Regions from separate parts of the Mus musculus genome. Here all the other regions are linked to region 5. Evidence: chromatin loops called from intact Hi-C (ENCODE). Cell type or tissue: left cerebral cortex. All regions are shown on one strand.

Region 1 (4,000 bases), 58 kb after region 5:
GTTGACTCAATGGTGGAATGCTTACCTGGCATGGTAAGGTTTGGTCTTCAGTATCATAAAATGTTTTAAAAGGGGTGGGGAGATGGCTCAGTGGTTAAGAGCACTGATTGCTCTTCCAGAGGTCGTGAGTTCAATTCCCAGCTCCCACGGTTTCACCAAACCTTAATTTAATTCCCAGCCTGAGTTGGGACCTACATGGTAGTAGAAACCAGTTTTTTTTTCCATATTTTTTATTGGGTATTTATTTCAATTACATTTCCAATGCTATCCCAAAAGTCCCCCACACACTCCCCCACCCATTCCCCTACCCACCCACTCCCACTTCTTGGCCCTGGTGTTCCCCTGTACTGAGGCATATAAAGTTTTCACGACCAATGGGCCTCTCTTTCCACTGATAGCCGACTAGGCCATCTTCTGATTCATATGCAGCTAGAGACACGAGCTCCAGGGGTTATTGGATAGTTCATATTGTTGTTCCTCCTATAGGATTGCAGATCCCTTCAGCAGCTTGAGTACTTTCCCTAGCTCCTTCATTGGGGGCCCGTGATCCATCCAATAGCTGACTATGAGCATCCACTTCTGTGTTTGCCAGGCCCTGGCATAGTCTCACAAGAGACAGCCATATCTGGGTCCTTCTAACAAAATCTTGCTAGTGTATGCAATGGTGTCAGCGTGTGGAAGCTGATTATGGGATGGATCCCTGGATATGGCAGTTTCTAGATGGTCCATCTTTTCGTCTCAGCTCCAAACTTTGTCTCTGTAACTCTTTGCTGTTTGAGGCAGCCTGGAGTGTATGAGATAGTATACATAGACTGAGGACATCCAATAAACCTAGTTTTTGTTTTTAAATTACAATCTGTAGGCAACCATTCCCGCTGGCTCTTTTAATTTCCTTGGCATTTATTACCTGCTACTGCTTGTGATGTTTCAGCTCAGGGCAAGGGCTGGTGTCCTGTTGTTCAGTTGCTGGCTCCTCATGCTCTCTGAGCACAAAGTAGATACTTATGTAGCCAAAAGCAAGGTTCTCAGCTCCCCCAGACTGGCCCTAAGTGTGCTCAAAGTGTGCTTCCGACACCCTCACCACCTATCTGCCCACAGGTGGAGTCAATTGAGCCACGTCATGAGCTGATATGTGCCTTCTGGAAAGCCCACAACGGGAATGGGTACTGGGACACCGACGGCTGCTCAATGAATGGCACTGGCTTCTGCCACTGCAACCACCTGACCAGCTTTGCCATCCTAATGGCTCAGTACCATGTGCAGGTAAGCGGTAAGCTCTAGACCCACAGGTAGCCAGGTGTGCTAGGCAGGAGCATGGTCTCCACTCAAGGGTGTTGTTCAAGCAGGCTCCTTTGGATGGCCCCATGCCTTGCTTTTTAGCTCCTCCCCTGGAATCCTCTTTATGACCCAGTAGCTGATGGATGCAGGCCTCTTGTCTGAGTCACTGCACAACTGTCAAGAACTGCTAAAAGCACACCAGTCTGGGCAGATGAGATGGGTCAGTGAGTAAAGGTGCCTGCAGGTAGCCAACCTAATAACCCGAGTTCCATCTCCAGAAAGCACAGTGACAACAGATACTTCACCCGGCAACCCTCCTCCCCTGCAAATAAAAGGCCCTGTGTAGATTGTTCCAGGTAGTGTAGCTTCCTGAACATGGCTATTACCTGGGCCACATGGTCAGCTTGAATTAGCCAGTTGGCCCTGTAGTCCAAGACAGGATGCAGGATCATAGGTAGGAGGGGTGTGAGGGCACACCACTCATCCTGGTTGCCTGCTCCTAGGACCCAAGGCTGGAATTGATCACCAAGGTGGGGCTGTTGTTGTCCCTGATCTGCCTGCTGCTGTGCATCCTGACCTTCCTGCTGGTGAAGCCCATCCAGAGCTCTCGAACCATGGTGCACCTGCACCTGTGCATCTGCCTCTTCCTGGGCTCAATCATATTCCTGGTCGGCGTGGAGAATGAAGGGGGTGAGGTAAGTTCCAGAGCATGGAGTTAAGTCCTAGGAGTAAGGCCCAGCTGGGGCTCAGTGTGGAGCCAGAACCTGATGGAGCCCCGCTGCTGGGGCATGAGGCTTTGAAGCCCAGTGGTCCTACCGGGCACTGATTCTTCCTAACTCTCCATCCCACAGGTGGGCCTGCGCTGCCGCCTGGTGGCCGTGATGCTGCATTTCTGCTTCCTGGCCGCCTTCTGCTGGATGGCACTGGAGGGCGTGGAGCTCTACTTCCTGGTGGTGCGTGTGTTCCAGGGCCAAGGCCTGAGTACATGGCAACGCTGCCTGATTGGCTACGGGGTGCCCCTCCTCATCGTGGCCATCTCAATGGCAGTTGTCAAAATGGATGGCTATGGGCATGCAACATAGTGAGTGTACTGAAGTGAGGCCCAGGCTGGGCGGGGCCAGGGCTGGGGCACTGACTGATGGGGCACCTTCTCCTCCCCAAGCTGCTGGCTGGACTTTAGGAAGCAGGGCTTTCTCTGGAGCTTTTCGGGACCCGTGGCCTTCATCATTTTCGTAAGTACTCTCTGGGCACTGGAGGCCTGAGCAGCCAGACTGCTAACTCCTTGCAGCCCTATAACCCGAGACCATGATCCCCACTCAGTGCAATGCTGCCATTTTCGTGATCACTGTCTGGAAGCTCACAAAGAAGTTTTCTGAAATCAACCCAAACATGAAGAAGTTAAGGAAGGCGAGGTGAGAGGGGCAGGGAAGGAGGCTTTGGGGCAAGGGCTGGAGACCGGGCTGTTTGCTACAGTTGTCCACCCCCACAGGGTGCTGACCATCACCTCCATCGCCCAGCTCCTTGTGCTGGGCTGCACCTGGGGCTTCGGCCTGTTCCTCTTCAACCCCCATAGCACATGGCTATCCTACATCTTTACCCTGCTCAACTGCCTGCAGGGCCTATTCCTCTATGTGATGCTCTGCCTGCTCAACAAAAAGGTAGGCTGACCAGAGCTGGCTATGGAAGAGCCCAGGGTGGGAGGAGGCAGGGCCAGGCCTGAGTCCCTAGCCCAGCTCCTTTTTTCCCCATAACCTGGTGCCTTGTGTTCACAGGTGAGGGAAGAGTACTGGAAATGGGCCTGCATGGTCACTGGGAGCAAGTACACAGAGTTCAACTCTTCCACAACAGGCACTGGCACCAGCCAAACACGGGTAAGGGGCTGGCCTGCAGTGGGGCTGGGAGGGCAGGCCTAGGTGAGCTCAGCCTCAAAGGCCTCCTTCTCTGCAGGCTCTCAGGTCCTCAGAATCAGGGATGTGAAGGCGAGTTCCATGAAGGACAGCAGCACATACTCACGGCTGTCATTCTGCCTTCTGTTCCTGCCACCTTTCGGCCTTTGACCCCACTTCATATAAAGAAGGGATGCAAACCCAGCAATGAGCCCTGCCACGGGGCAAGGGGTCGCTGGTCCTGCTTCTGGTTGTCTCTGCCTCACCACAGCTACTGCCTACCAGAGAAACAGAATGCAGCCAGCCCAGACCTGCAGCCCACTGCCTGGTACACGAGGCAGGCAGTCCTAGGACAAAGGGAAGAGCCCTTGAGACCTGGGCTCTTTGCCAGGGTGCTGGGTTCAGTTTCCTTAAGCTAAGACTGTGGATGCCACGTCAGCCACTGAAGCCCGCCTGCTGCTGAGGCTCACGGTACAGAGGCCTCGCTGCTCCACATCCAGGGCAGAAGGTCTCACAGCTAAAGACTAGGTTTTGTAATTTTTTTAACCTGTAAACCTTTCAATGTTGACACACAAAATTAAATATCATATTGATAAAAAAGATGGCACGTTTGCTGGTGAGAAGTTTGCTGGCTTGACCCAACCCCATGAGATGTTGACCGAAAGGGATGGGGCTGGAGCCATGCATTCACAATAAAAGTTTATTCTTACATCACTAAAGCTTTGGAACAATAAAAAGAGACATCGATTTGTCACCTAGAAAGAGGTTCTGAAGCAGCAGGTGGGAAAGAGAGTGGCCATGTTGCCCTGGCTACACATACGGTTACCGGCTCTGCT
Region 2 (4,000 bases), 91 kb before region 5:
TCTTGATGAATCGCTTGACAGGGAAACTGAGGCTCTGAGCTGCCTGAGGTTCCCCCTGCCCCGCCCCCCAAATCAGTGAAGCTTGGAAGTGAACCCAAGCTACCAGAACTAGCAGCTGCAGGCTGGGAGGAGCCCGGAGTTGGGTTCCAGAGGCCAGCAGAGCTAAAAGGACGGTACTGCTTTGTCCAGGCCAAGCCAACAAGGTCCTGGGACACTTCAAGGCAGATTTCCAGACGCTACCCTCAACCCCCAGTCTCACATTGCCCAGAATTCCGGCCTTTTCCTTAAGCCAAACAGCTTCAGGCGCTTCATTAGCGCCTCTGAGGCCCCCGCCGCCCTGGGGGATGAAAGCAGCGGAGAGGGGCGCTGTCCTAATTCCGGCACACCTAGCGGGGGGTCGGGCGCTGAAAGGGACGCGGCTGGCCGGCCCCGCGGCCCCGCCAGCGGCCGACCGGCCCCGCCGTCTGCGCTTCAAATGCAAAATCCGAGCGGGGGGGTGGGGACGCCGGTGGCCTCTGCTCCTCCTTTAATAGACCAAAGGACTCTGGCGGCTTAGCTCTTTTTCCTAATTTAAAGATATTTTCAGGCTTTTGGGAGCTCCCCGTGGCGAAGCAGGAAGGCTGGGCTTTGGGGGGGGGCCTTGAAACAGCCACCACGGTTGCCCACGGAGGAACAGGAGAGCTCGGAGCAGGAGAGACAGGCTGGTTAGTGTCCAAAGATAACGCGGGATTCGTAGAGATCCGTGTTGGGTCTTTGCTCTCTGCCTCAGTTTCTCTCTCTGGAACCTCTGCTGGTCCCAAGAAGCTAGGACAGAGGTGCTTACTAAATTTAAACATCGGTCTCTCCTAAGAGAGGGTTCTCAGGGTCAACCCTGGAGGCCTTGGGAAGCGGATGACTTGGGAGACAGATGGAAGAGGCGTGTTACCTCCCAGTCTGGCACCCTGGATGCCAGGGCGGGAAGGAGAGTGGAGAGCCAGGCCAATGTGTGCAGCCGCCTCCATACGGGAGGATGGGAACCAGGATAGAGAATGGAAATGCAGCCTGGAGTTAAAGATAGTTTAGGGAAGATGCGAGAGGTGCCTTTCTCTTGATACTGCCCAGGTTGCACTCACTGCCTCGCCCTCCCAGTTCCCCCTCCTCTCTTCCTCGCCCGCGGCACCCCAGCGGGCCTACCAGCCCTCCCCCCCTTCCCCCCCGCCCGCTCTCCTGCTCCGCTTCTCGGTTCCTGGCCAGCCCAGTTCCCTCCCTCCTGCCCACCTCCCCTCCTCCTAGGACTGCCTCCCGCTCCCGGGAGTGCGCTGCCCCTTCTCCCTTCATCCCGCCACACTTCCCTCCAGGAGCACTTCCTTCTGGTCCCCCCTCTCCCTAGGCGGGGCCGCAGCCGTCTCGCAGGCGGAGGAGGGGAGGAGTGGTGTTTGGAGAAGCGCCCGCTCCCAGCCCGGGGACCTGGTACCCGCGTCGCCCACCTCTCCCGCGCAGCCCCGGACCCACTACGCCGGGGCGCGAAAGCTTTCGGGGGTCACTGGGGCGAGTCGGCGGCGCCCAGATCCCTCCAACCCCGCAAGTGGACCACGGGGTCCGCGGACCGGGACGTGGCTCTGGCTTTGGCCCGAAAGGGCGCGGCGGCTCTAGAACCCGCTAGCTCCCACGAATCCATCCCGTCCCGCACTGGTGCCTACTGCAGCCCGTCCCCTCCCCGCGTGCTGAGCCGGGAGCGGCCCCAGAGTGCGGGAGGGATCGCACATAAATCTGCCGTAATGATGGTGGTGCTAATGAGACCCCGCAGCTCGCCAGCCGAGCTCCCGCGCACTGCGCATGAGCAGTAGCAGCGGGCGCTCCCCAGAGCCCGGGACTCCTCCACACTTCTGACAGGCCTAAGCGGGAATCCGGGAGTCCCAGTGTTTGGGTTGACATCTCACCCTGTGCCTGCGCTGTGGCTCAAGGGCAAGAGTTACCGCCATGAGGATGACTGTCTTCCCTGGCTTCACTTATTGCCAAGCCACCACGGTAGACCCTGGTATCCCAAGGTGATCCGAAACCGTACCAGGCACACAACGAGACTGCTTTCTAGTCAAGAAGGAAGGTCAGAGTTGGGTTTTCTTGTTCTCGGTCCATTTCTTAGCTGTGTGACCTTAGGCAAGTCGCCTGACTTCTTTTGACATTGAGTGTGCTGTGTGCTGTATTGTAATGCACCTACATGCAACACGCCCCTAAGACAACCTGCACTGTCACAGACACATAAAAACCCAGCAGTTCTAGGGGTTGGGGAGACAAGATAATGTCTGCTTCTAAAGATAACCTTGAGCTTATACACCTCTGAGCTCAGCCTGCGGTGGCCTCTCTATTGTGGCTGGCTGGGATTTAATACCTTTGCTTTGTCTAGAGTCTGCCTCTGCCCTAGTGGCTCATGCTGTCCACGTCCACGTGGAGAGATAGTAGACTCCGTAAAAATGTGAGGTCAGGGATATGATTCAGTGCGCCCTACCATGCACACAGCAGTGAATTCCATCCTCAGCACACTGCATGTAACTGGGCATGGTGGCTCACACCTGTAATCCTAGACCTTGAGATGTAGCAAATGGGGGACCAGGAGTTCATGGCTGGCCTAGTCTATAGAGAGTTTATATGGTCTATATAGTGAGTTTCCATCAAGGTAGGGCTACACAGTAGATCCAGTCTGAAAAATGGGGGGTGGGCTCTTCCCTCAGCCGTGTGTGGTTCCTAAGCTGTGTGGATCCCAGTGCCTTCTTCCTGCGAATCTCTCCTAGCCATCTGGAGCAGCAAAGGTGGAGAAAGGGAAGAGGAAGCCTGATTTCAAATAGATAGTCCTAGCATGATAGCCTAGTAGGGTTAAGTGGTTGCTGCTAACCTGATGGGTTCAATGACCTTGGATTCAATGCCCTGGACTCACCTGCTGGAAGGCGAGCACCAACTGTTCCAAGTTATGCTTTGACGGCTCTATCCCCAAACACCAATAAATAAATGTTTAAACAAATTAAAAGTCCAGGAGCTTTGAGAACTTAGCTTTGCTTTTCTGGCAGCGCAAAGGTGTCTGACTTGGCCCTAAAGACAGAGAGAGGCAGTCTTCCTCTGTCGTCCAGCACCAACTTGGACCTAGACCTTGTTTTCTGGGTAGTCAAGGTGGTGTAAAGCAGCCATTTATTAAGAACGGACGCTATCGGAGCTCCTGCAAGCCTCCAAGAAAACACAGCCTTATTCTAGTTGTGTGTGCATGTGTGCAAAGAGGATAGTTGACATCTGGTGTCTTCCTGTGGTGTTCTCCACAGCAGCAGCAGCAGCAGCACCATCATCACCAGTAGCAGCAGCAGCAGCAGCAGTAGTTTTTCCAGACAGGGTCTCTCTGTAGTCTTGGCTGTCCTGGAACTTGCTGTGTAGACTAAGCTGGTCTTGAGCTCACAAAGATCTGCCTGCCTCTGCCTTTTGAGTGCTGCAACTAAAGGCCTTTGTCACCATACCCGGCCTCTGCTTTATGTTTTGAGACTGAGCTTGGAGTGCACAGCCCTTGGCTACTGACTGGTCACAGAGTGAGTCTCAGGGATTCGACTGCTTTTGCCTCCTAGCACTGGTATTACGAGACACACTGCCATGGCTTTAAATGCAGGAATCAGGATTCAAACTCAGACCCACATGCTGTGTGGCAAGCACTGGACTCATTTCTAGCCCCAACTTTTTTCTTTTAAGAATATTTTATGGGTGTGAGGGTTGCCTGCATGTGTGTCTGTGTGCATCACATGCATGCTTGGTGCCCGAGGAAGGCAGAAAAGGGACTGGAGTTATAGACAGTTGTAAGTTGCCATATGGGTACTCGGAACCAAACCACGGTCCTCTGGGAGATCAGCAAGTGCTCTTAACTGCTGAGCTACCTCTCCAAATTTTATTTTTCTTAAAAAAAATTCTAAAAATACTTTAAAATTTATATTGCTATTTTTTTTAAATTATAATATCTGTGTGTGGATGTGTCTGTGAGTGCTGGTGTCCT
Region 3 (4,000 bases), 140 kb before region 5:
TGAAGCCAGGTGAGAGGACAGAAGGGGTGGTGGGTGGAGGCGGGAGGACAGTGGGCAGGGCTACTGGGGCGCTGAGGACGCATGAGCTCTGTCTGCTTCCCTTGGTCAGATGCAGGATAGTTAGGCGCTGGCTCCCAAAGATCATCTTAGGGGGCAGCACTTCCTTTGTGGACAGGAAGTGTTCTCAGGGTAATACGTAAGGAGCGACGAGTGGAGGAGACGGTGAAGGTGAGGGCCATTCGGGTGTGAACACTATCAGGAGGGAGGCAGAGCCGGTGGAAGGCTGGGCGATGCTAGCGGGTTGTAGGAGTGTGGCTCTGAAGGACTTTAGCAAGTAAAGGGCACGTGAGGAAGCAGGGGTAGTGGGCAGGTGACTAGCACTGAAGATGCCCCTACAGGAAGGGGGACAGGGTCTGTACAGTGGGATAGCAGCCACCAAATATGGACAAGTGGTTTGTGAAAAGAATGTGTCCGAGTGGGAGCAAGCCTGCTGCCCTGTGCCCAGCCCTATGGATGTGTGCGCATGTGCGCACAGGTGTACTGGATCAAGGTTCTCCGTCCCTGCTCCACTGGGGGAAGGGCCCAAAACAGCATGAGGAACAAGATGACTCACTGTAAGGGACACAGTCGTACTGCACCTCCAGGTATTTGTAGGTTCCAGGACAGGGGTCAGGAAAGGCGTCAGAGCCGGCCACCACCACACACTGGGTTCGGTTATTACACCTACAGACGGAGAAGGAAAAAGGAGCTGAGAATGGTGGACTCAGGAGGCTCAAGGGTCAGAGAGCAAACGCAGTCCAAAGGGAAGGTGCTATGGAGTGCAGAGACTGGAGTGCTCTTTTGCTTCCTGCCTGCCTTCTGTCCCACAAGTCTCTGCAGCCACGAGGCAGGTTCTCCCTAGACCAGTACACCTCTGGCAGGCTTCTTTAACTTGAGTGTGAAGCCCCCGTGCCAGTTAGTAAAAGTACACATACTACCACATGTGATGGGTATTTTTGCAAACTACAGCATCCACAGAAGACTTAGTGCCTGTTGTGACACCTTGGCCCTTCTCATGGTCACTGTCACACTCTTGGACAGTGTCTGAGAGGGTCTGCAGCCAGCACAGCCAGAAAAGTCATGAATCTCTACAGGGATTCACCAACCGCAGTCCCTGCTGGCTCCTCCATGGATAAGGATGCCTTATTTTACAACTCGAAGATACCATCACAGACGCTTGTCCACATTTGGTGGCTGCTCACCACACAGACCCTATCCCCTCCTGCAGGGGCGCCTCAAGTCCAGTCACTGCCAACTCCCTGCATCTTCACGTTAGTCGTTACCACCATCAGTGCCCAGCTAAGGTTCACCCTCGTTTTTAGCTAGACTGGGTTTAGAACTGCCTATGACATTAGTCAGGCGTGCTTCTAGGCATGTCTGCGAGGGTCTTGCCAGAGAGAAGACTCACCCCAAATGTGGACAACTTGAGGGCCTGGACTGATGCAACAAAAGGGGGAAAGGAGAAAGGCAGAATGGTCACACATCCCCATGCATCCTGGAAGCCATGATAATCCAGCACTTGGGAGGCAAAGGCAGGTGGAGTTTGAGGCCAGCCAGGTCTACAGAGAGTTGCAAGGATACACAGAGAAACCCTGTCTTGAAATCCAAAAAAATGAAAAACCAAAACAAAAAAGTAACCTGAATCTGCCTCTAGTTCTTCCCGGCACCAGGAAGGACAGAAGAGGAAATCGGGGGGAGGCTAGGGAGGAAATGGAGAACTAGGCATGGCGAAGTCTGGTGTTATCCACCCACCCAAATCCTTTCTTTAAAGCTCAGCCATGGCCTCATAGAACACAGCAATCCCAGTCTTCAGCAGTGCGCTCTACAGAATTTATAACAAGTGTATGAACAAATCCTCAACACACATGTTCACAGCTGTACTGCCTACTTCCACCAACAGGGGGAGACAACACAAAAGTCTGTCCATGGAGGAATGCTGAGCAAAATGTAGCCTGTTAGAGATCTTGGTGGCATCAGTGGTGTAGTGCCTTGTAAAATGTAGCCTGCCCACATGACAGAATGGGCTAGGAAATGGGCTATGGTGCTGACGCATACCAAGGATAAATTTCAACAGTGATTGTGAGGAAAACCTGCATGGGGCAGGATGGGGTGTGTGTGTATGTATGTATGTATTTATGTATGTATGTATGATGTATATAGAGCCAACGCAAATACCCGGACAGAGAACACAGAGCTGAGGCAGCAGGAGACTGGGAAGCAGCTGATAAAAGCTATGTGGTTTCTTTTTGAAGCCATGGAATGCTCTGGAGCTAAGCTGAGCTGGTCAATGCACAAAATGTCGCCAAAAGCATTCAAATTTAGAGTTTTTAATTTCAACGGTAAGTGTAGCCCAATGGCAGATGCTCATCAGATGTGTACAAGGCCGGGCCCCGAGTCACCCCCCAGCTCTGTACCTGAGACTCCCCTGAAGCTGGAGTGAACTACCATGGAGAGTGGGTGTGCATCTGTCATTAAGTGGTGGGACTCAGTCCGGCGGCATCTGTCCAGGCAGCGTAGCCATGACCCTGACAGACACAAAGCTGGGGCACGCAGAGGAGAAGCAAGCTCCCGAGGCCCCATCATGCTCCCTGGTCCCTGTAACTCACCGCTCAGCCTCCAGTGTGGAGGAGGACACAGACATGACTCTGCTCTAGCTGTGCAGATATTGTGGAAATATCTTCCAGGTGCTCAAGGGAGGGGGGAGGGCCTAAGTCCTGGTTGGAGGCTGGATGAGGTACCAGGAGAACGGGGCAAAGGTGGTGAGGCAGCCCCAGCCTTGCACACTTTGAACCAGCCGGTCTTCCCAATGTCCTGTGACGATCTTGGTGTCTTCCTCTCCTCTGCCAACTATGCTGCTTCCAGCCTTCCTCCTGTTCCTACCGTGCAGGCCTTGAACTCTCACCTCTGAAGCATCAAGTGAGCAACTGCTGTGTACCTGGCCATAGCCACAGCAGTAAAGGACAAAAGTCTGTTGTCCCCATATGGCCAGTAACTTAAGAGTTAGGGAGGACATAAGATGAAATAGCAAGCAAAGGCTAACTATCTGATGGCAATATGGATGGAAGGCAGGCAGGGCCCTGAAGGGGTCAGGAATAGGGTAGGTCCTGAAGCCTCGGCGTGTACAGAAGTGTCCAGTTAGGCAGACAGCCACAAGGAAGCAGAGAATAGCCACTTGGAACATACTCATGTTTCTAAAAAATAAAAAATTAAAGGGGGGCCATCGAGATGGCTCAATGGGTAAGAGCACTGACTGACTGCTCTTCCAAAGATCCTGAGTTCAAATCCCAGCAACCACATGGTGGCTCACAACCACCCATAATGAGATCTGACACCCTCTTCTGGTGCATCTGAAGACAGCTACAGTGTACTTATTCATTTATAATAATAAATAATTGGGCTAGAGCAAGGAGGGACTGAGCGAGCAGGGTTGACCAGAGCGAGCAGAGGTCCTACATTCAATTTTCAACAACCACATGAAGGCTCACAACCATATCTGTAAGCTACGGTATACTCATATACATAAGATAAATAAAAATCTTTTTAAAAAATCTTTAAAAAGAAAGAGAGAACAAAACCCCAAACACAGCAGTTGGCTCTGTCACTTCCCAGCTAACAGGCCAGGTTCCTGTGGCCCACAGATCCCCTTGAAGGATGTGACAGACCAGAAAAGGAGGCTGGGGGCCTTCGGGCTACAGGGCTGCAAATTCTGACGCATGTTCAAGTACTGAGAACTGACCCAGCAAGCACTGCACAATCTTGCGTAGGGGGCACTGAGTGAGCTCACAGGGAAGGAGGGTCATCGGTCAGGGCAGGTCACAGATGCACTCAGCCTCAAGAAGGCTTGGGCTTTTGTAGAGGAAGGGTGGGGACAGAGAGTTCCAAGCAGAGGTATAGGGTTGGACTCAAGTGTCCACTGTGCTCACTGGCGGCCCAGGGAGAATGGCCTATCATAGATAAGATG
Region 4 (4,000 bases), 170 kb before region 5:
CTTCTACTACTATCTGGCTGACTTGGAAAAATCACCCTGCTCCTATTAAAACATGACCAACAGGCTGACTCTAGCCTCGCTGTTCTGGTTCTATAAATAAGGAATAAAAGTAATACTAGGCAATGACCATGCAACCATTTTTAAATGCAAGGAGCACAAACAGACTGATTGAAACCTGATCTCTCAGCATCTGGGAACTGTGAATCCCTTAATCTATCAGCTCCTTATATCTCCTCTTGGCTTCCAAATAAATCGTATTCCACACTGTTACTCTACCTTTTATTTATTTATTTACACCCTGCCTTGTTCCAGTAAGGATTTAACCCAGCTTATTCTATAGTTAGTCATAAGTAGATTCATTTAAACTTAAGGGGTAAGAAACTAGGGAGAGGCTGAGCCACTGACCCACCCCAAGCACACACATAGCAGCTCCAAGTGAACAGGAGTGGCTGGCCTTAACTGAATACCACCAACAGCCACCAAGAGGCACTAGTTGCCACAGCCTAGGCTCTCAGAGCTCCACCTCCTCAGCTGCTACATCCTTTCAACACTCAGTAGAGAAATGGTCTCGTGGAGTGTTGAAAGCAGGTCCTCTGAAAACAGGACTTGCCTTTTGCTGGGGAGCTGAGAATCCAAAGTGACTTCACAGTTTACATGTTCATGGATTTATTTGAAAGTCTTTTGCTCTTTATGGCTCTTGTTCTCTCATCTGTGTGATGAGAGCCATGTCCACCTTTATGTCCCACAGATGAATTAAGTCATTCTGTGAAAGATCCACAAAAGCCCGTGGCCTCCCAGTTGATGGAAGTTGGATCCCATCCCTGTTTGGTCAGTCCACCCACTCCCCAGACAAGGTCAGCCCATCAAAAGGGATGAGGGGTTCCTTGCACTGAGTTAGCTGGCAGCTAGTAGAAATCTCAGAAACTGGAAGAGGCCTGCCTGGCTGTGGCACCCCTCACCTCAGGACATTCACCCAGACCAGGAGCTGGGGAGACCAAGTTACCTACAAAGCCTGGAGTCAGAAGCCCCCATCTCTCCTCAGAGGGAGCTCAGACATAGGATCTGGGACTAACCTAAAGGAAGAAGGCTTATAGGCAACACCATGTTGTTACGGTTGGCAAGCAGGAGTTGTGGGGGACAAATCTGGAGTTGTCTGGGGAGGGGGTTTTTGGGAGCCATGGGGTGAAGAAGGTCTTGACATGGGCGGACAGGGCAACAGAAGAGTCTGGCTGCTTTGTAGGAAAAGATACCCACAAGGAAAAGGGGGGGGGACGGGACTGGAGGTTGGGATTCCATAGGACACGTGGATGGTTTCTTAGGAGGAAGGGCATCAACGCGGGGTCTAGCCATAGGGAAAAGGCGTGGCTGCGGGTCTCCAGGGAAAGCGTACAAGGACAAGCGGTGCAAGACGAAGGGTGACGAGGCCTCCACCAGACAATGTACACTGGACAGAGCCGGCTCCACCGAGAGACCGGAGCTGGGCCATGGAGGCGTATCTAATGGGAGATCTAGTTGGCCCCGGGAGATTGGGGGTGGCGAAACCCCGAGGGCAGGAGGGTCTGGGGTCCCCGGCTCAGGCCCGGCCTCACCGTCAGACAGGGCCTCACTGCATTCGAAGCTGATCTCGAACCGGAAGGGGCTGTGGAAAGGGCTCGGGTTCTCCAGCACAGCCACATTCAGCACCGACACCTTGGCCATCACCGCGCCCGGGAGCCGCAGCTGCTGTGGAGACTTCTTCACAGTGACTTGCGACAGAGAAGAAGGGGGGGACGACAGGACGGAAACCTCCCTGCGTCTCCCAACTCTTCCCTCTGAAGCGCTCCTCCGCTCAGCGCGCTCCCTTCAAATAGCCGGCTCCGCCTTCCAGCCAATCGCCGCTAAGGACCGATGACGGCGCGAGCCATCAGCCAATCTCGAGGCGTCTTCAGGCGCGCGCCTGGACCCTCAGACCAATCAGAGAAGCTCCCTCTTCACGGGCCCCAGGAGGCGGAACGTTAATCTCTTAGCTTCGTAAAGGTCTATCGGGAACCAATCCCTGGAGTCTCCGACTGGAATAGCTCGCTCCGGGGTGGGCGGAGTTAGAGCGCGGAACTTCTCTTGTCCAATCCCAAGGGTTACCGCACCGGCATCCCCCGCCCCTCGTTCCGCTTTTCCGGTAGACGCACCTCACAGAGAGCAGCGCCACCAACGGCCGAACGGTGGCGCGCGACTCTCACTAAAACGCGCTGAGAAGACGGCACTCGCACTCGCAGTGATTGAGTATCGATCGTGGGCGTGGCCGTAAGCGGGTTTCTGAGACGTGATTGGCTATTATGGTGGGCGTGAGGAACGCCGGGCTGGAGAGCTGTGGAAATCGCACACCCTCACAGTGAAAAGCTTTAAGGAGGAGAGAGTGGCCTGGGCGGTTTAGGCGGCTGTCAGCAGGTGAGCGTTTCTGGGGACTACCCTGAGGGGTTCCTACCTTTGAAAATCATGGTCGAGGAGACTGTCGAGAAGGTTTAGATCACCCCTGAGACAAGATGGCGTAGCGATGAGAGGGGATACAGGATCGAGTCTCAGTCCGAAGGGAGTTCTGGTTCGTGGACAGACCAGGGTTTGAATCCTGCCTCTGCACTCTGTCTTTCAGCCCGGGCTCGGTGACGCACGCTTTTTATCCCAGCACACGGGAGGCAGAGGCAGGTGGACCTGTGAGTTCGAGGCCAGCCTGGTCTGCAGAGCAAGTTCTAGGACAGCCAGGGCTACACAGAGAAACCCTGATCCAAAACCAAACCAGTTAACTGCCGCTGTCTGTGAAACTTACCTTTTCTCCTTACTTTCTGGTTCTTTATACCCTGTCATAGCTTCTTACACAACCTTTACCAATCACATCTTTTAAAGGTTAAAACAAAATGGAAAGGTAGATGCGTGCCATTAATCTCAGGACTCAGAGGTAGGCAGACTTCTGTGGGCCAGCCTGATCTACACAGTGAGTTTGGGGAAGTAAGTAAATTAGTTTTCATACTTGGCCAATGCAAAAAGGCCAAGAAGCAATGAATATGATTTTTAATAGACACTTAACTAAATAGGACAAAAATAATCATTTCAAATATGACCATTCTAAAAACACCAATGAGCTATCCTGCACCTTTTTACTCATTGAGAAGTCTTTGGGATCCTGTATGTGTTTCACATTTCAAACAGGTCTGTAACCTAGCATGGGACTGTCCACTTTTATTTGAAAGAGGTATCTGACCTTTTATATTTCACAAAATTTATAGTTGAAAATGTAAGGGGCTGGTGAGATGGCTCAGCAGGTAAGAGCACCCGACTGCTCTTCTGAAGGTCCTGAGTTCAAATCCCAGCAACCACATGGTGGCTTACAACCATCTGTAACAAGATCTGACTCCCTCTTCTGGTGTGTCTGAAGACAGCTACAGTGTACTTACATATAATAAATAAATAAATATTAAAAAAAAAAAGAAAATGTAAGCCAGTAATTTCAGCACTTAGGAGGCAGGTTAGGAGTTCAAGGCCATTCTTGTGAGATGAGGAATTTGAGGGCTAGAGAAGTGGTTCAGTGCTTTAAGAGTATACTGCTCTTGCAGAGGACCTGACTTCCAACCCGCTCTAGCTTCAAAGGATCTGATACCGTCCTCTGGTCTCTGTAAGCATCTGCACTCATATTGTTTAAGTATATAATATTTAAGAATATATATTCTTAGCTGGGCGTGGTGGTGCACGCCTTTAATCCCAGCACTCGGGAGGCAGAGGCAGGCAGATTTCTGAGTTCGAGGCCAGCCTGGTCTACAAAGTGAGTTCCAGGACAGCCAAGGCTATACAGAGAAACCCTGTCTCGAAAAACCAAAAAAAAAAAAAAAAAAAAAAGAATATATATCCTTATTATTTAAGGATTTTTATTTTAATGCTGGAACAATTATTCAGCAATTAAGAGGCAGGCAGATCTCTGTGAGTTTGAGACCAGCCTTGTCTACAGATTGAGTTCCAGGACAGCCAGACAACA
Region 5 (4,000 bases):
ACTCTACATGTGGCTAGTTTATAGTAGGCATCCCCTGTTTCCGGCTACCCTTTCTCAGGCCACCCTGTGCCTCAGTTTCTTTCCTGACACAGAAGGACCAGTTCCGGCAGCTTCTCCCTCTGGCCTGGATTCCGGCAGAATCCTCCCCCTACTCTAACCTTAGAGAATCCAGTGGGAAATCCCTTCCAATCCATCTGAGCACACGTCGCACTAAGATATTTCTCTGGCCTCCAATTGAAAACAGAAGTTTCCTCCGCATTCATGGAGACAGAGCAGAAGGATAAACAAAGACAGACACACTCGGGCCAGAAAAATCTGATGTAAACACATCGCAGCAGACAAACACACAGGCATGCCAAACATACACACAGCCGGCTGCAGCCACCCGCTTGGGCTAGAGTAGCAGGCTCACTGTGCCCAAAGAGGGCTTCTGAACGACCACAGCAAAGGGCAGGGGCACCCCTGAGTAGATACTCTGGGCATAACCTCATCTGGACATCCAAACCTTTGAGTGTACCCAACCCCAAGCCAGAAGTTCAGGGATTAACACACCACGAGGAGAGATCTCTGGCGAGGTTAGTGGGTGGGCACCGGGCCCAGCACCCAGCCACAACAGGTACTTGGTGTAGAGACCCAGCGGCTTCTCAAGTTTCTCTCCAAAAGCCTTCGGAGATTATTAGCTGAATCAGGTACTAGGCTCCCATTCTTGAATCCCAATCTGACCTTGAACTAGGTAAAGGCACACACCAGTTTACAAAGTCCTATGTGGGTCTGCTCAGTAGACGTTCTCTCTCTTTTCCTGGCTATTCTTCCCTTAAGGCCTCCTCGTGCCTCATTTTCTCTCCTGTACATTGTGGGGGTGGGGTTCCAGGAAGGCCCTCTGGACTCTGACCTTGGGGAAAGCAAGAAAAATCCTGGGGTGGGGCTTGGAGCAGGGCAGCCATGGTTCAGCAGCAGGCAAGGGGCCCATGAGACAGAGGGGTTCAGCTTCGATGACCAGGGATCCACCCAGCATCCTCCAAACTGCAGAGTGATCCCCTTCAAACAAGGAGCCAACATCAAGAGGCAGAGACTCAGGAACCTCAGAGAGCAGCTGAACCAGAGGGGGTGGGAGCTGGGGAGATGGAACATTCAAGGCTGTTGTGTCTCCCGCGCCCACCTGGAAGAGGCATTTTATAGCCTGGGCACCACTCCCATGCCAGGGTTTTCCAATGCTTTTTGAGGGGGAAGGGCACAAATTGAACCAAGGATCATATTCTGCATACACAGAAAGTATTCTTCCACTGGGCGACACCCCTAGCTCTCTCAGCTGTATGTTTTGTTTTATTTTATTTTATTTTATTTTATTTTATTTTATTTTATTTTATTTTATTTTATGAGACAGGTTTCATGTAGCCCGGGATGGACTTGAATTCGCGATGAAGCAGGATCCTCTACTTGCACCTTGTGAGTGCCAGGTGAGAACAGCATTTCTGGTTTTAGTCAGTGCTAGAGATCCAACCCAGAGCAGCATGCAGGCTAGAAAAGCACTCTTCCAACTCCAGCCTACATGGTTGGTCGGTTATTTATTTATTTATTTATTTATTTATTTAGAAATGGGGTCTCACCAAATAGCCCTGCCTGTCCTGAAACTTCCTGTGTAGACCAGCTCAAACTCAGAGATCTGTCTGCCTTTTTAAATTTATTACTGGTGGAGGGATCCATAGCGCATGTGCAGAGGCTAGAAGACACCTTTGTAGAATCTGTTCTCTCCTCCCACCTTCACGTGGTTTCAGGGATTTGGACTCAGGTCACTAGGCTAAAATGTATTTTTATGTTAGGTCACCCATTCACCTGGTTTATGAACCTGAGCAAGTCATGTCACTAGCCTGAGCCTCAGTTTCTCTCTACAATACACATCGCTACTGTGAATGCGCACCTGCCTCCATCCCTGAGCCAGCCATGGCCTATGTAAGTTTGTCCTTGCATGCATAAGTTGGGGGTTACTTAGCTAGTGTGCGCACTGCTAGGAAATAGGTAGAGAGGGCACCTTCATCTCTACCTCACACATGATCAAAAAGCTTCCCAACCAGGCGGTGTCTACAGGCCTCTGTCTGCAAAAACACCCGGACACACCGCTAGTGACCGGTAAGGCTGCTGCTGCAGCGCGGGGAGCGAGCGCCACCTGTGGGCCGCCAAGTGGAGGTGCGAGCGGCGCCTGCGAAAGTGGGTCACAGCCACCTCCTCCCCGCCCAGGGCGCACCCTCCCCCATCCCCAGGAGTAGTTTTAGAAACAGCTCACGTTTATGAAATTCTCCTGCAAAGGACGCTTTCTCAGCCAGAATTTGTCCGCGTATTCATGCAACAGACATTTGCCGAGCGCCTCTGTGCTTGTCCTGGTCTGGGGTCAGAGACAGGGAAGAGAGCATTTAAATCGGCCAGAGCTCCTGATGGCATGAGGATGAGGGTGAGCTCAGGAGGGCAACTGGGACCAGACAAGACAAGACAATTGCTGGATTCAGTAAGTGTACTGAGGAGAAGGCCAACAGAGGGATAGAGTGACACGTTCATGACTGAAGAGCCAGACCGCAGATCAGAGCCGGCTCCAGGCGGTGTGGCTTGTGCAGAGGGTTGAAAAGCTCTGAGCTACCCCATGAGCACACCAAGCTCCAGGTACCAATACACACGGACACACATACACACCTAGACACACATGAACATGAGAGAGAGAGAGAGAAAGAATGAATTACATTAGGTTTTCCAGTTAGGTGTGGCAAATGCAAAGGCCCTGGGGCAGGCAAGCTTGAAGGTAAAGCTCTCTCCCTCTTTCAGATTTATCTTATGTGTATGACTGTTTTCCCTGCATGTGTGTCTGTACCCCACATACCTGGTACCCTCTGAGATCAGAAGGGGGTGTCAGGTGCCCTGAAACTAGAATTACAGGTGGGTGCTAGGAACTGAACTCAGGTCATTTGCAAGACTGAATCACAGAGTCGACGTCTTTAAGCCAATGTGCTATTTATTTATTTACTGTGTATGCACACGTGTGACAGTGCACATGCTATGGCACACATGTAGGGGTCAGAGGACCCATGCAGGAGTTGCTTCTCTCCTACCAGGCAGGTTCTGGGGATTGAACTTAAGTCTTCAGGTTAGGCAGCTAGTGGCTTTACCCACTGAGCCATCTCAGAGGGCAGTTGATGAATTCTTATAAGAGAGGTCAGGGTAGCCAGAACTGAGAGAGGGGTGGTATCAAGACCCCCCCCACACACACACACCGGGACAGAAATTTGACCCGGGGAAGAATAAGCCTTACACTGAGCCAAAACCTGTGGGGTCACCACCCCACTCTCAGCTGCCATGTGACTCACAGAAAGGACCCTGGCTCACAAACAAGTCTAATCATCACTCTCTTTGGCCTTTGCCTCTGACCACAAATTTTCTAAAATGTATGAAGCTAGATGAGGTTGGAGAGGCAGGAGGGCCAGGCAGTCAGGGCCATCCTTAGCTACATTGTAAATCTGGACTATTCTGAATTACATGAGACTATCCTGAGTTTTTAAGACCCTGTCTCGCCGGACGTGGTGGCACACGCCTTTAATCCCAGCACTCGGGAGGCAGAGGCAGGCGGATTTCTGAGTTCGAGGCCAGCCTGGTCTACAGAGTAAGTTCCAGGACAGCCAGGGCTACACAGAGAAACCCTGTCTTGAAAAACCAAAACCAAACCAAAACAAAACAAAACAAAAACAAAAACAAAAACAAAAAAAGACCCTGTCTCAAAAGAATAAATGAAGTTTAAAAAGCACAAGGTGGCGGGGGTAGGCGGCTACATCTCTAGCCTTCCCTCACTGCAGGGAGCTCTCACTCCAGTCCTCAAGAACCTTGCTTGCTCTTCAAATGTTAAAATAAAACTATTTCTTTACTGTATGGCACTATGGATTGAACCTACAGCTTCCATTCTCAGGCCCTTAGGAAACTGCACAGACTGGCCTTGAGCTTGCTCTGTAGCTCAGCCAGACTT
Region 6 (4,000 bases), 110 kb before region 5:
GGTTGCCCAGCATGTGTAAGGGCCTGGATTCTATCTCCAGCCCAAATGGAGAGGGAGGAGTCCTTTAGCTACTAGCTTCCTTTCTCCAGCAGCCCACCCATCTCTTCTGCAAAAGCAATCCAGGAGATAGTTTGAACTAGCACGCTCCATTATGAAGAAAAGTCGTGATATATATATTTTTTAAGGACCAAGGCTCAGTTTGGAAAAATCCTAGCAGGATGTCCCCTCCCCCTCCCGCTTTCCAAAACCCTTCTCTCCCCCAATTCTGGTGGCCGGTGGTGCGCCCCTGGTGGCGGCCGAATTGGCTTGCCAGCCTCCATCCTAACCGTGGCTCTTGGGTTCTTGGGCAGAGGGCTCAGAAGGCAAAGGATGCAGGGAGGTTGTGAACACGAAGAGTCACCCGCACACCCCGGACTCTGCCTGCGCAGTCGCAGTGGAGGCTGCGCCGGCAGCCGGGCTCCGGGAACCAAAGCGTGCACGCGCGCGCGCAGACTCGCCCGCTGCGGGTACCTCTAACCCTCTACTCCTTAGAGGTACCCGAGGCCTGGATAGGGTGCAGTTCACTCTAGCATCCTGCCTTTCACGTTGGGACCTTATGCAGAGTGACCACGTCGTTCCTTGGCATTACATTCTGTACACCTGGTCCCATTAGATCCTTATGCACAGGCTGTCCTGCGTCTTGGGTTACCCTAAGTCTATAGGCACGACACCCCATCTTTTGAGCACCGTGTACTTGAGGACACCGATGTGCAGAGTGTCTGGGCATGAAGATACCCAATGTTCTGCATCATTGTGATCCCATAGCCTGAGCATCTAGCATGTTGGACACCTCATTCCAAGACATAATGGTACCCTTCTGGGCTCTCAGTGTGTGGGGCCTACGGTCTCTGGCTCAGTAAACCCTTGTTTCTAGGGTTCCAAATTTGTCTCAGCCCAACTCCTTCCAGGAGATGCCTGCTGCACCTGCAAGATCGATGTGACCTGTCGAGGGAGCTGGATGATTGGGGTTTGTGCACTCTTGCGGTCCCTGGGGGCTTCCTGTACTGGATCCCTTGAGCAATTTCTGAGCTCCTTCCAGTACCACACTCAGAACCCACTCAAGTGAACAGTGAGATAAAGGCCTCACTGAGCGCTGGACATCGTGAGCATACCTTTAACTCCAAAACTCAGTTCGATGGCAGTGAACAAATTATCTCCTCTGGGACTGACATTCTAATTGGTGAAACAAACAAATACTACAAGGTCCTGCAAATGCATAAACGATGCCACCAAGACACAAGTGTCACCAAGGAAAGGAAATAAAATGAACCCAGAAATGGTGGCAGGCTTTGCAATGTAGGAGTGGGACAGAAGACTGCATTCACGGTAGACTCTCATAGCTTCAGCGCTACGCTCTTTAGTTGGGGGAGGTCCCTGGAGGTCTCTCCAGGAAGATGGGGTTTGAATAAAGAGCTGAGAAAAGGGAGGAGCCTCAGGGTTGGGGAGGGAATATGAGGAAGGTCCTGCCAGGCAGATTGAACAGCCTTTTCCAGGGTCCAGAGGCAGGAGCATTGAGCAGATCAGTGAAGGCCCCTTCAGATGAGAGGGAGGAGGTACTGAGTACGTTGGCTTAGTGGGCCATGAGACAGAAACTATGGGAAGGAAGGGCGAGAAGGAACTCAAGTGTGCACAGGTCCTAATGGCCACTAGGGGGAGAGTGTGGGGTAGAGAGCAAATGCCAGAGACTGCTGATAACGGATAGTGTGCTGGTGGAGGATAGCAATGGAGATGGGGAGGAAGATGTGAGGGGCTAAGATGTGCTTCTGCAGTAGGGCACCTGCCTAAGATCCCTCCGTGAGGATTGAGGAATGTCAGTCAATCTTAGAGCGCTGGCTCAGAATCTGCTCTTGGGAGGAGCTGGTAGGGCTCTTGCCAGGGTCTATCGAAGGCCATGTTCCAATCCCCAGCACAGCAAGGAAGTGGAGTGAGGACAGATGCAGGGTAGCTGAGCATCAGAAGGAGTGGGGATATTTGGAGGTTAGCTGTAATATTTACATTTGACCCACCAACTAGCAAGCACTAAAGCAAGTCAGCCCTGGGGGCATGGCCCAGGTGTGAGAAGACCCCCTTCTCCATCTCACAGAAGGACAGTCGAGGTTCCAGATCTCACAGAGCAATTACAGAACTGGAGTCAAAACTGGACAAGGAGGCACATTCTGTAATCTCAGCGTTCTGGAGGCTGAGGTAGAAGTGCCCTGAGTTTGAAGTCATGTAGTATGATAGTATATGACTCCGTTGGTGTGAAATATCAAAAGAATAGAGACAGGAAATGGTGGTCCGAGACTGGGAGAGAGAGGGCAGTGGTGGATAATAGGGTTTCCTATGGCGGGGGTGTGAGACTGGTAGACATGTCGTGGACCTAGACACGTGCCCTGGGCTGTCCGTCCTGGAGTGTTGAGCACTTACTTTTACATAATAATATTTTAGCCTCGGTTTTTAAAAATAATGTGCGTGGAACAGCAAAATGGCTCAGCAAGTAAAGGCATTTGCTACCAAACATGATGATCTGAGTTCGATTCCTGGAACTCACATAGCAGAAAGAGAGAACTGACTCTCACACGTTGTCCTCTGAGCTATACCCACACTCATGCACACATGCAGTGTGCACACACACACTAAATATATATTTAAAAAGTTATAGGGGTGACTTGAGAGAGCTGGGGAGTCGGAAGCTGACCATCAGACGAGAGGTTGGTGAGTGAAGGCATAGGACACAAGGGAAGGAAGAGTGGCTGGGTTTAGAGTATGCTGTAGAGACACTCCTTAACCCTTGCACCTCCACGTGCCTAGCACCCCGACCTTCGCATTCCTCTCCACAGTACTGCCCACCTTAGAGTGTTCTTGTCTGTCGTGCATGTCCTCTGCTGCCGGCACTCGTGTTGAAAGCTTGGTCCCAGCTTGGCACTGTTGGGAGTCAGTACATACACCTTTGGGAGTTGGAGCTTTATAGAGGTCTTTGAATCACAAAGTGCCTTAGTTATTTTCTGTTGCTGTAATACAACATCATGGCTAAGGCACTTAGAAAAGAAGGAGTTTATTTGGGGTTTACAGTTTCAGAGGGTCAGAACCCATGACCACCATGGTGGGGAACATGGCAGCCATTGGGCAAGCAAGGTGCTGGAGCAGTAGCTGAGAACTCACATCTATGACACAGGCTCAAGGCAGAGCCAGCTAACTGGGAATGGTGTAGATTTTAAACCCCAAAGCCCACCCTCATGACACACCCCCTCCAACAAGACCACGCCTTCTAACCCTTCCCAAACAGTTCCACTAAGTGTTCAAGACCAAGTGTTCAAACATATGAGCTTCTGGGGGCTATTCTCATTCAAACCACCACACTGAGGGTGACTGAAGAAAACTGTGAGGGTCTCCTCCCTTCCCATCTCCCCCTTTTACTTCCTGTTTAGGAACTGAATGGTGTGTTCTTCACATCTACTACCAAGAAAGATATGTTGCCTTTCTGCAGGCTATATGATTATGGAGGGAACCTCCAAAACTTTGGGCCAAAGATATGTCTTTGGGGCTGATGTGCTACCAGGAACCCAGTCGGTCCCGTTAAAATAAACCGTGGTTCTTTCCCCAGCCACTAGGGGCCGCTGTCCTACTGTTCTGTGACTGCAGGTGAGCCAGCTCGTCCCTTCTCCCCAGGTGTGCAGGAGGCACAGCTACCTCCCCAGCCTGGAGAAGGGGAAAGCTGAGGTCTGATGGGCTGGAGGGAAGGAGAATGCAGAGAGTGCCTGAGATGGGGACTGGGGGAAGAAAAAAGTGTGTGGGGACAGGGGTGGGGAGGAGGTGAGACAGGACTGGCAGTGTTGTAGAGACTGGCAGGAGGGAGCAGTGGTATAGGAGTAGAAAGGAGTTTGGAAGATGCCACCCCAGACATACTTATGAGTGAGATCAAGAGATAGATGAGTAGATAAAAAGGAAGAAGGGTCCTTAAGAGATCCTGAATGCTTACTGG
Region 7 (4,000 bases), 100 kb before region 5:
GAGGCTGCAAGGGACTGGAGCAAAAGAAGGGAAGAAATGACTGATTTGAGGTAAAGAGAGTGTTCTAGAATGGAGACAATAGTCACACAACTCTTGAATGTACTGAGCTGCACTTCTGTTTTCTCTTTGGTACTAGGGCTGCAACCAAGGCTTTGCATAGGTAAGTCCCCAAATACTGACCCCAGGCTAGCCCAGCCTAGTCCTTGACTTGCCTTGCTATTATTTTGCTTATTTATTTTGTCTTTCATGTGTGTGAATATTACATCCCCGCTCCCCTCTCTCCGTACACATCTCTTTGAGAGATTCATGACTTTTGTTTTGTGAGCCACTGAATTTCAGCAGGCCATCTGTGTGACCCTGGGTTTGGTGCTACCTGTGGGGCCTGGAGTGCTCAACAGTGAGTATAGTTTTGTTTTCTTTGTTTCTTTAGATGCTACTGTCTCATTCTGCAGCAGTCTGGCCTGGAACTACAGAACCCAGGCTGGACTCAAATTAATGGCAATTCTCCTGCCTCAGCCTCCTGAATTCTAGGACATCAGGTAACACAAACCTTTACTGCTTGACTAAACAGTACATTTCTACAGTACATAAATTACCAAGCTTGGGCATTTTCTTATAGCAACAGGAGCATACAACAGCAGTGACAGCCCGCCATAGGTGTCAAGATGTGGTGTTTTTCCTTTTGTGGGAGAAGTGGCTGCCATCGGCCTGCCCTAGGAGTCCAGGCTCCCTGAAGTTTTACCTGCCTTCTCTCTGCTTCAGCACTGAGTTGTGCAGGTGGCCACAGCTGGTCTGACTGTCAGGTCTTCCCTTCCAGTCAGCAGTTTGAGCTAGCCTCTGGTCCCCAGCCACTGTCTTTCCAGGGCTAACAGATCTGGGTAAGAGGGAGTGCTCCCTGGAGCCAAGGGAAACTTTTTTGTTTCTTTTTTTGTCTCCAGTTTGCCTCAGTCTCTCTTTTCAGGAACACCAAACTTCAGAGGCATGTGAGGCAGCTCTTCTTTTGATTCTCCTGGTTTGTTTGTTTGTTTGTTTGTTTGTTTGTTTGTTTTTCTAGGCCGGGTTTCTCTGTGTAGCCCTGGCTGTCCTGGAACTTGCTCTACAGATGAGGCTGGTCTTGAACTCGGGGATTTGCCTGCCTCTACCTCCCAAGTGCTGGTATTATAAGAGTATGCTACCCCTGACCAGATCCTTTTATTATCTTATATTCATAAAGTCATGGGTCTTATTGTGACATTTTCATAACCACATACTTTGATCACATTTGCCTCTCATGTCTGGCCATGCTTTTAGGGTGTCAGGAGGCCAGAGGCTGAAGGGCATCCACAGGGATAGAGTGAGTTCGAAGCCAGCCTGGAATATATGACACTCTGTGTTCTCAAAAACAATGTCCTCATCACTCCCTCCCTCCCACTGTCCATACACACACACACACATACAAACACACACACAAACACACAGACACACACAAACACACAGACACACACATAAACACACACACACATATACACAAACACACACATACACACACACACACACACACACACACACACCAGTGTAAATAAAATAAAAAAGGAAAGGAAATATTAAAACAAGACTGGAAAGCCATCAAATCAGGCAGTCCTAGAGGCCTGGGCATGCAGCTCATGGGCAGTGGCAGGGTCACTGGGTCTCCAAGTCCCACCAGGCCACCTCTTCAGATACACTACCCTTGTGTGGCTAGGAGTGAATCTGTGGCTGACATCCGTTCTTCACTCTGAGCCTGAGAAGCAGGAGGGAGGGGAGGAGACATTTTTCCATCTGTTCCTCCTGTGATGAAATGTGGTTTACACTGCGCAGGCCCACTCTCCTCCCATCTCTTCTAGGCTCCAAGGGGACAAATAATATAGATGCCAGCAAATGGCTTTGCTGTGTGCTCACTGGGGTATGTTAATCATGGCTCATTTTATGCCCTGGGGAGGGAAAGTATTCCATGGAGGTATTGGGGATATGGGCCTTTCTCTCTCTCTCTCTCTCTCTCTCTCTCTCTCTCTCTCTCTCTCAGTGTATGTCTATGACTGAGAGATTGTGAGATTGTGTATGCACAATGATGTGTCACCCCTCCCCCCAAGAACATTCTAGAACATCCTACTGGGATCCCATCTGACCTTTCTTGCATTTATTTATGCATTTATTTATTTTAAGTTAAACTTACATTTCTTTCATTCTGGGGGAGAGGAGTGTGCACAGCACCCACGTGGAAGTCAGAGAAGAGTGCTTGGCAGTGGCGCAGTGGCTCTCTCCTTGGGTCTTCACCTTCTGAAGGGCGTGCTCCAGGAACTTGAACTCAGAACTCAGGATTGGCAGCAAGTGTTCAGCCATTTTGATGACCCCATTGGTTTTTGGTTTTTTTTTTGTTTTGTTTTTGTTTTTTCTAAGATAGGGTTTCTCTGTGTAGCCCTGGCTGTCCTGGAACTCGGTCTGTAGACCAGGCTGGCCTCGAACTCAGAAATCTGCCTGCCTCTGCCTCCCAAGTGCTGGGATTAAAGGCCTGTGCCACCATGCCCAGCTTGACCCCATTGTTTTTATGTGTTTAATTTTCTTTTTAAACATGGCCTTACTATGTAACCCTGACTAGCTTGAAACTTGCTATGTAGAACAGGCTGGTCTTGAACTCACAGAGATCCACCTGCCTCTGGATGAAGTGGAAATTTCTGGTTTCTTTAGCAACTCCCTTGTATCGTGTGATGTTTTCCTGGACGTTGTCTTCTGAGAGGGCGTGTGATGTTTTGCTGCAGACACTTGAGAGGGCTTGTGATGTTTAGAAAGAATATAAATGGAACCCCACAAACTGTGGGGAGACGCTCTTGCATTGATACACTGTACAATGCTTCGCTGGTCTTCACTTCATAGAGAGAAACGCATCAAAGAACTTCTCCTGGTATTCTGGCTGATGCCGGTCGCTTCTGCTGACTCAGGGATGTAGCAGACCCTTGCGGCTTCTGCTGGATTGAGCTGCCACTACTGATTCATGTTTGGTGTTTGCTGTTGGACCGGACTGCTGGTATCCTGACAACAAAGAGAAGAATCACCCCAAGAAGCTACTTCTAGTCCGGTCCACCCGTTTCCAATTAACCTTCTTTTTCCACTTTGTCTGGTTGGTAAGTTAGAAGAGCGGTTGAAGAGTTTAAGAACCTTAAATAAGGGGGCTCAAGAGATGGCTCATCAGTTAGGATTACTGACTGCTCTTCCAGAAATCCCAGGTTCAATTCCCAGCAACCACATGGTAGTTCACAACCATCTGTACTGGGATCGGATGCCCTCTTTTGGTGTTTCTGAAGACACCAACAATGTACTCACATAAAATAGAATAAATAAATCTTAAAACAAACAAACCATAAGAAAAGTATGTTTTAAAAAATCTAAGCCTACATCTGGAGTGATTGCAGATATTCCCACCACATACCCGCCCCTCCTTATTTATTTGTTTGTTTGTTTATTTATTTTGTGCGTGGGTTTTATACACACGCACACGCACGCACACACACACACACACACACACACACACACACACACATATATATATATATATATATGATGGGGCTTCTCTGTGTAGCCCTGGCTATCCTGAAACTCACTTTCTAGACCAGGCTGGCCTCGAACTCAGAGAGCTCTGCTTGCTTCTACGCCCCTGTTAAAGGTGTGCCCCACCACTGCCCTGCCCCTCCTTATTTTGGTAGGAAGGAACCTATTTATTTTTGATACAGGGTCTTGCATGCGCCAGACTGGCTTCCAACTCACTATGTAGTTGAAGATGACCTTGAACTTCTGATCCTCCTGCCTCTGTTTCTGATGCTGGGATCTCTGGCAGGCACCATCATGTCTCCAACCCTTAGCCTTGTGCATGCGAGGCAAGCATTCTACCAACTGACTCTCATCTCTGGCCCTACTAGGTGACCTTTCTATTTAAGTAGTGCTGCGTGGGATGCATTCCCACCTAGAGTGAAGGGGTTTGTCAGAGAAC

Evidence for each region. A loop is a pair of places that touch in the nucleus more often than their neighbours do. Peaks named below come from ENCODE experiments on the same cell type or tissue, not always from the same donor. Only the 100,000 strongest peaks of a DNase experiment are listed, where the experiment ranks them.
Region 1: it touches region 5 in a loop (2.8-fold over the local background); 14 of 42 quality-filtered maps call a loop at or near these places.
Region 2: it touches region 5 in a loop (5-fold over the local background); 5 of 42 quality-filtered maps call a loop at or near these places.
Region 3: a loop joins it to region 5, with 9 times the contacts of the local background. A loop is called at or near these places in 7 of 42 quality-filtered maps.
Region 4: a loop joins it to region 5, with 11 times the contacts of the local background. A loop is called at or near these places in 18 of 42 quality-filtered maps.
Region 6: it touches region 5 in a loop (7-fold over the local background); 38 of 42 quality-filtered maps call a loop at or near these places.
Region 7: a loop joins it to region 5, with 6 times the contacts of the local background. A loop is called at or near these places in 38 of 42 quality-filtered maps.

Annotation. Positions count from the first base shown.
Region 1 is chr8:83,723,128-83,727,127 of GRCm38, reverse strand. It overlaps Ddx39a (DEAD box helicase 39a), which reads right to left. Exons shown (of 11, transcript NM_197982.3): 11 at 3,777-4,000. The coding sequence ends at 3,987. Adgre5 (adhesion G protein-coupled receptor E5) reads left to right here. Exons shown (of 20, transcript NM_011925.2): 13 at 1,099-1,263; 14 at 1,782-1,973; 15 at 2,130-2,359; 16 at 2,441-2,510; 17 at 2,599-2,690; 18 at 2,768-2,936; 19 at 3,051-3,149; 20 at 3,226-3,877. The coding sequence ends at 3,255. Mir1668 (microRNA 1668) reads left to right here and starts at 3,144; the gene lies at 3,144-3,250. In left cerebral cortex, a CTCF peak has its summit at 2,151 (motif pointing left); a DNase peak (open chromatin) is centred at 2,180.
Region 2 is chr8:83,872,813-83,876,812 of GRCm38, reverse strand. No RefSeq gene overlaps it. Among named protein-coding and RNA genes, the nearest start is that of Gm26721, 25 kb to the left of the region's middle. In left cerebral cortex, no CTCF peak of the experiment used is centred here; DNase peaks (open chromatin) are centred at 153, 964, 1,336 and 1,814; H3K4me3 peaks cover 1,972 bases; H3K27ac peaks cover 1,814 bases.
Region 3 is chr8:83,919,722-83,923,721 of GRCm38, reverse strand. Adgrl1 (adhesion G protein-coupled receptor L1) reads right to left here. Exons shown (of 23, transcript NM_181039.2): 4 at 614-723. Among named protein-coding and RNA genes, the nearest start is that of Adgrl1, 22 kb to the right of the region's middle. In left cerebral cortex, a CTCF peak has its summit at 1,927 (motif pointing right); DNase peaks (open chromatin) are centred at 1,937 and 2,539; H3K27ac peaks cover 559 bases.
Region 4 is chr8:83,953,527-83,957,526 of GRCm38, reverse strand. It overlaps Asf1b (anti-silencing function 1B histone chaperone), which reads right to left and starts at 1,833. Exons shown (of 4, transcript NM_024184.2): 1 at 1,590-1,833. The coding sequence starts at 1,698. It overlaps Gm10644 (predicted gene 10644), which reads left to right and starts at 2,194. Exons shown (of 5, transcript NR_169070.1): 1 at 2,194-2,424. In left cerebral cortex, CTCF peaks have their summits at 488, 1,999, 2,206 and 3,379 (motif pointing left); DNase peaks (open chromatin) are centred at 500 and 2,045; H3K4me3 peaks cover 1,327 bases; H3K27ac peaks cover 323 bases.
Region 5 is chr8:83,781,538-83,785,537 of GRCm38, reverse strand. No RefSeq gene overlaps it. Among named protein-coding and RNA genes, the nearest start is that of Gm51542, 13 kb to the right of the region's middle. In left cerebral cortex, a CTCF peak has its summit at 2,157; a DNase peak (open chromatin) is centred at 2,198; H3K27ac peaks cover 402 bases.
Region 6 is chr8:83,893,765-83,897,764 of GRCm38, reverse strand. All of the region lies in intron 1 of Gm26721 (predicted gene, 26721), which reads left to right. Among named protein-coding and RNA genes, the nearest start is that of Gm26721, 4.0 kb to the left of the region's middle. In left cerebral cortex, CTCF peaks have their summits at 289, 1,688 (motif pointing right) and 3,626 (motif pointing right); DNase peaks (open chromatin) are centred at 386, 1,676 and 3,628; H3K4me3 peaks cover 511 bases; H3K27ac peaks cover 733 bases.
Region 7 is chr8:83,886,447-83,890,446 of GRCm38, reverse strand. It overlaps Gm26721 (predicted gene, 26721), which reads left to right. Exons shown (of 4, transcript NR_166528.1): 2 at 137-160; 3 at 431-539; 4 at 2,215-3,371. Among named protein-coding and RNA genes, the nearest start is that of Gm26721, 11 kb to the left of the region's middle. In left cerebral cortex, no CTCF peak of the experiment used is centred here; a DNase peak (open chromatin) is centred at 1,802.